2 separate regions of the Homo sapiens genome follow, and region 2 is linked to region 1. The links are chromatin contacts, found by Hi-C or POLR2A ChIA-PET in ENCODE. All regions are on one chromosome and are shown on one strand. The core of a region is the stretch at or near the end of the contact, and the rest is flanking DNA. Distances in the headings are between cores, read along the strand shown.

The links. A loop is a pair of places that touch in the nucleus more often than their neighbours do. ChIA-PET counts read pairs that join two places held with the same protein, here RNA polymerase II (POLR2A). Pooled maps may share reads with other maps.
Region 2: a map of heart left ventricle shows a loop between it and region 1 (10-fold over the local background). The contact joins two enhancer-like sites. A Hi-C loop is called at or near these places in 2 of 168 maps with a recorded cell type or tissue (cardiac septum and heart left ventricle) and 7 of 50 pooled maps. POLR2A ChIA-PET finds 5 or more read pairs at or near these places in 1 of 52 experiments (activated CD8-positive, alpha-beta memory T cell).

Annotation. Positions count from the first base shown.
Region 1 is chr7:132,065,377-132,068,185 of GRCh38, forward strand. No RefSeq gene overlaps it. Among named protein-coding and RNA genes, the nearest start is that of PLXNA4-AS2, 190 kb to the right of the region's middle. Within about 2 kb of position 1,480, at least 16 of the 41 ENCODE cell types and tissues checked have a DNase peak (open chromatin) inside an H3K27ac peak, as active enhancers do; they include heart left ventricle, where a contact is called at or near this core.
Region 2 is chr7:132,205,950-132,208,758 of GRCh38, forward strand. The region is part of intron 10 of PLXNA4 (plexin A4); the gene reads right to left. Among named protein-coding and RNA genes, the nearest start is that of PLXNA4-AS2, 54 kb to the right of the region's middle. Within about 2 kb of position 1,418, at least 3 of the 41 ENCODE cell types and tissues checked have a DNase peak (open chromatin) inside an H3K27ac peak, as active enhancers do; they include heart left ventricle, where a contact is called at or near this core.

The sequences.
Region 1 (2,809 bases), core at 230-2,729:
CTGTAGGGTTCCACCTGCCTGCAGCTTGGGGAAGAAGAAAGGCTGGCTGCCCAGAGTCACGGCCTAGCTTGGCTGGGAGGAAGATAGAGGAGCTGTCTCCTCTTCCTCACTTGTCTTCCCTGTGCCTGCTCCTGGTCCAGCTGGGTGAGATGGAAACTATCTCACATGGAGAGATGTTAAGGCAATTCTGGCAAAGCAAGCGCTAATAAAGTGCTGGGAACTTCCCCATCTCTGCCTCTTGAGGGAACTGAGCATGCTCTGAAGGGCATGGCCAGGTTTGCCTTTGGTGGAGGAACCAGAGGCTTGGTTTGGTCTTGGGGCAGGCTGGGCAAAATCGCTGAGTATGAGTGTTTCCTCCTGAGCATCCTCGGGGAGGGGAGCCCCTCCCTTCTCTACATCCTCCCCCACTGGCTCCTTCATTTCCGGGCACTTTGCCTTCTTATTTCTGTTCTCTCCTCTGAACCAGAGAAAGAAAGATGATTAAACGCTTCTGCTATGTGGATGCCCATGACTCACTGGCAGGAATGGCCTCTCCAGGCAGGCTGTGCTTTCTGTCTCCTTCCCTCATTTCACCCTCCACTTTCCCCTCCCCTGCCTTGCCCCTTGCATCAAAATGAAGTCATGTAAGACCAATTCAAATTGATTTCTCTTTTCCTTCTATTAGAATATCAGCTCCATAAAATCAGGATAAGAATTTGTGGTCTGGAGTCTGAAGACAGGGATTGGAGTCCTGGCTTTTCTGCCCACTAGGTGTGGTTTTGAGTGGTTATTTACCTTCCATAAGTCTTTGTTTATTTGGTCATAAAATAGGGAAAATGATAGAGCCAGCCTTTCAGGGTTATTGTGGGGATCAGCGGAAATAATATTAAGTGTGAACTGGTATTGTCTGTAACACATAGTGCATGCCATGAGCCAGGCACCATGGGGATCAGACTGGAATTCGCTCCAGTGTGTAACAGGCAGATCCAGTGACAAAGAAGGAGAGAAATAAGCCAGCCTTGGTACCATCAAAGGAGCACCCAGCCTTCCCCCTGTGCCCCACTGAGCAAATGGCTAATACCACATAGCACAGGCCAGGGGGACAGATGCCTTTGTATGGAAGAGCTAGTACTGGTAGCCAGGGACCTGGCCACACGGGGAGGCACAATTGAATTTTTCCCTTCCATCTGACAGTTCAGGACTGGATGTTACTTTCCAAATGAAAGCGGTTCTGGAAGGTCGTTGGGAACAGTGAATTGTGATTATGCTGGCACATTTTTAATTCTGTCTCATTACAGCTGCTGTTAAGGCTGCATTATAATAATTGCTTTAGTTCTGCTTTGGTATTTGCAGGCTCCTTTAATGTAGCTGTAATCTATGTGTATATTAAAGTAAGCAGAGCCAAAGAGCAGGGGCAGCCTTATTAGACTGGAGAAATGCATGTTGGGGGTGGCGGTGAAGCAGACAGGCAGACGGGAGCAGGGTCCTGGCGGGGGAACCTCGGGACAGCATGCGGAGTGGAAGTTCTGGCCTCAGGCCCAATGCAGACTCACGCTGTGACTTTGAGCAAGTTGAAGCTGCCTGTCTCAGCTCTCCCATCCATTATATGAGTTACAAAGTCTGTCTTGGAGGTGCTTAAAAGTTCTTAGGAGAAAAACCGTTACTGGCAAAGAGCCCAGGGAGATGGCTGCATTGGGCCCTCAGAGCAGCCAGAGTGGAGCCCAGCAGGAGCCTCCTCGGCCGCCCACGGTGGAGCAGCCAGGCGACCCCTCGGCAAGGGACAGTCATCAAATAAATGGCATGCAGACACCCCCAATTCCCAGGGAAAATTTGGCTCTGGTCTTCCTGCGATCACTCCCTGTTCTGGTTTCTTCTTTAAAATTCGGTTTGTTTGAACTGTTGCCACTCCCTGCACGGTCCTGTACACACAGCATTTCAGCCACTTGATGGAGGTCTTACTGCTGTCCTTGAATACTATGGCTCTCCTTTTTCCCCTTCAAGGGCAGTGGGTGTCAGTTTCAAGGACAGAATGCAAGGGCTGTCCTGGACCAGACCACTCACCAAGTACTCACTATGAACGGCATTCACCTCCTAGCTGTTATTTTGGGATAGGAATTCATATTGTGCTCACACCAGTCATATGAGCTAAGTAGCAGTATCATCTCCTTTATTTTATTTTAGTTTTTGAGACAAAGTCTTGCTCTGTCACTCAAGCTGGAGTGCAGTGGCGTGATCTCAGCTCACTGCAACCTCCACCTCCCAGGTTCAAGCAATTCTCCTGCCTCATCCTCCCAAATAGCTGGGACTGACTATAGCTGCACCACTACACCTGGCTAATTTTTTTTGGTCTTTTTAGTAGATACAGGGTTTCACTATGTTGGCCAGGCTGGTCTTGAACTCCAGGCCTCAAGGGATCTGCCAGCCTTGGCTTCCCAAAGTGCTAGGATTACAGGTGTGAACCACTGTGCCTGGCCTCATGTTCTTTATAGATGAGTGAACTGAGGCCAGTGAAGTCCCACATACCTAGTGAGTGGCAGAGCTAGACATGGAGCCCAGACCATGCAGAGGCTGACCCACGATTTTAGCACTACCTCAGGCTGCCTCCCCCTCGTCCTCTCTCCCTCCTCAAGAATCATCCATTTTTCTGTGCTGATTCAGAGCTCGCCACTGAATTCAGATTGGTCTGGGGATCAGTGGAAGGATCAGAAGGTTCTCTCAGGACCAGAGACACAGGCCTGGGTAGATGCATGGGAAGAGACCACGGCCAAAGTGTGGACAAGGGCAAATCAGAGCCATTGAACAAAACGTGTCTTTGGCTCCTCAGCTCTCC
Region 2 (2,809 bases), core at 168-2,667, 140 kb after region 1:
TGTGAGCATCTGTGTACTCAAACGTGTTTATGTGCATGCTGACTTGAGGAGACGTTAGCACACATCTCCATGTTATCTGTATGTCCATAAGTGCACACACACGCATAGACACACAGACACACACAGTTCCACAAAGTGGTTCTGCCAGTGACCAGCTGTGTGAAATGAGCAGATAATCCAAGTCTTAGTTTCCCCATTGGTAAAGTGGGAATTCAAAGCAGTACACATCTCCTTGGATTGGCATAAGGATTCAAGATCATGCACAGCATGCTCCGAGCATAGTATCTGTCATATAGTCTAAGCGCTCAAATGTGATTGCGTATTTTAGTCTATGTGCATGCAGTTGGGGATGCTATGCAAAACTATATTCGTGTTGCCTATGTTTATGTTTGTGCAGAAAAATAATAGCAGCCATGCATTGAGTGTTTCTGTGCCAGACCCTTAATATGTATGGGGATGTATACATATGAGAACGCTTATGTTTTCTGGTGTGTGTGTGTGTGTGTGTGTGTGTGTGTGTGTGCGCATGTGTGCAAGCATAAATTTTCTCTTTGAAGAAATTGAAAATAAAAAAGACATTAGGATCACATGTGCTGGGCATTTCTTTCTCTTTCTCTCCCCCAATCCTGGGATCTAATGACTATTAGAGAAATCGTTAACCCCATGTGCTCCCCCTCAGCCCCGCTCTGTCTCTAGGGAAGTTTCCATTGTTCCTGGAGGCTCTCTCTCCTGTGGATGACCTGCAACGTGCCTGGGGCAGGGTAGGGGAAAGGGGTGGGCATGGCAGATGGAGCCTCTCTGCCTCTGCAGACAGCTGGGAGCCTGGACCACGGGCTCCCGTCCCCCAGGATCGCCCTATCTCCACTCCACTTAGCATTTATATAGCTCTCTGTAATCAGCAGGCAGTTAATCTGCACAAAGCTCAGAGCCCAGGGAGGACAGGCTCCAGGCTCCTGGAGGCCGGGAGGTTAAGTGTCTCAATCAAGGTCTGGCACACCATGCGGGGCTAATGGATGACTTTCCCCATTACCTTGGGAAAGTGTGAACCTCAGCTTCTACTTCTAAAGCAAAAATGAGACCTCGATATAACTGAGACATTCTTTCCTCCAGCCAGTCCCTTGTCCCAAGATCTGAGATATTTTGCCGGAAAGTTCTGCCATTTGGGCAAACAAATCTCAACAACCTAATGCCACACAAGAAGCTGGTATGTACACTGTGTCCATCTCTAGTCCAGAGGGCTCTGCTGACCCCTTTTCAGCCATGTCCCAGTAAAGTAGAAAGGGGACAAGTTCTCTTCCTATTGCTTCCCTATCCCTGTTTTGCACGTGGTAAATGACGGTGCCAAGAGAAAACCAGAGGCCAGCATGAGTCCGCGGAAGCTGGGCCTGGCCCCGGCCCTCACGACCAGCACTTCAGCCAGCCAGATGCCCTTTGCAGCCCCCTCACTGGCATGATTGGCAGCCTCCGAGAGCTGGTGGCCACGCACTATTATTAGCAGCACTTGACATTTTCCTAGAGCATTGGTCTAAAGTAGGCCATGAATACCCACAGTTGCTTCCCCTCCACTGCTGCCTGTGAGTCTGCCCTGTCCTCCTCCCACCAGCTCCTGGGGGCTGCAGCCATTGGCTCAAGGCCTGTCCCCGCATAATGGGGTTGGAAATGGCTCCACCACCCCAACCCAGTGTCACTCCCACACTGAATTTTCTTCTTTTTTCTCTGCTCTCCTTTGAGACCAATTTATCACCCACCTCCTTCTGCCATCACAAACTCATGGATTTCTTTGTTAGATCCCTTGTCCAAGGCTGTTTCCAATTGTTCATGGATTTAGGAAATGAAAAAATTTGTCCTTCCACACAATCCTCTTTGAGGCTGATCAGACTGTACTCCCAGGAATAACACCAAAGCTGGGGTAGAAAGTGCCCTTCGCTGCTGTTCTTTGCTCAACCTTTGATTAGGGGATGTGTTATGAAACTGGATTCAAGTTCTGAATTTGTGCCTTACTTGCTGTGTGATCTGGAGATGGTCACTTGCCCTCTCTGGGCCTTGGAGACCTCATCTGTAACAGGATTAAGTAGATACCCTCTCAGGTCTATTCTTGTCTGATGGTACCCTGTTTTCTGTAACTATGGTGGGGGTGGGTTGCCCCGATCATGACCCCAAAGATATTTGATGGAAATTGCTTGATGGTAAGAAGCAACCTGACCCAGACCAGCATTTAAACTGGGATTCCACTGCCCCCCATGAAAAGAGAGGCTCCCAGGAAATGTCAGAGCTGAGCCCTCCTGAACCATGTGATTCCAGTGTGTCCTAGTAAGCAAAGGGCTGCATTCTACTGTCTGAGGGGCACACCTTCTGTTGCCTCAGTTTCTTTCTTAGACTTTAAAATGGTAGAGAAATCACCTCTCCTACAACTAATGGTGTCAAAATTAAAAAGTCATGGAGGCAAAGTCAGCTGAGCTGCTTTGGAAGCAGTGACCTGGGGGGCACCCAGACCTGGCCCATGGTGGATGGAGAGGCTGCAGCTCTGAACTCCAGAGGGCCAGAGCGCAGCAGGAGCCCTCCTCAGGTCCTGAGTTGGGGGCAGGGCATGAGCCAGGAGCTTCAACATCAGGTTCTCTTCTTGGTGAAGGGAGCCGCAGCTTCCAGGCCTCCAGCTCCAATGCCAACAGGGGCTGGAAGTAGAAATGACCACTGTGTCCTGGGACATCAGGCTTCCAGATGTGAAATTCCCAGGGGAGGAGCTATGTCACTTGCTGATTTCTTGAGGTCCAAGGATTCAACACCCGACAGACAGACTGTGCGCACACTG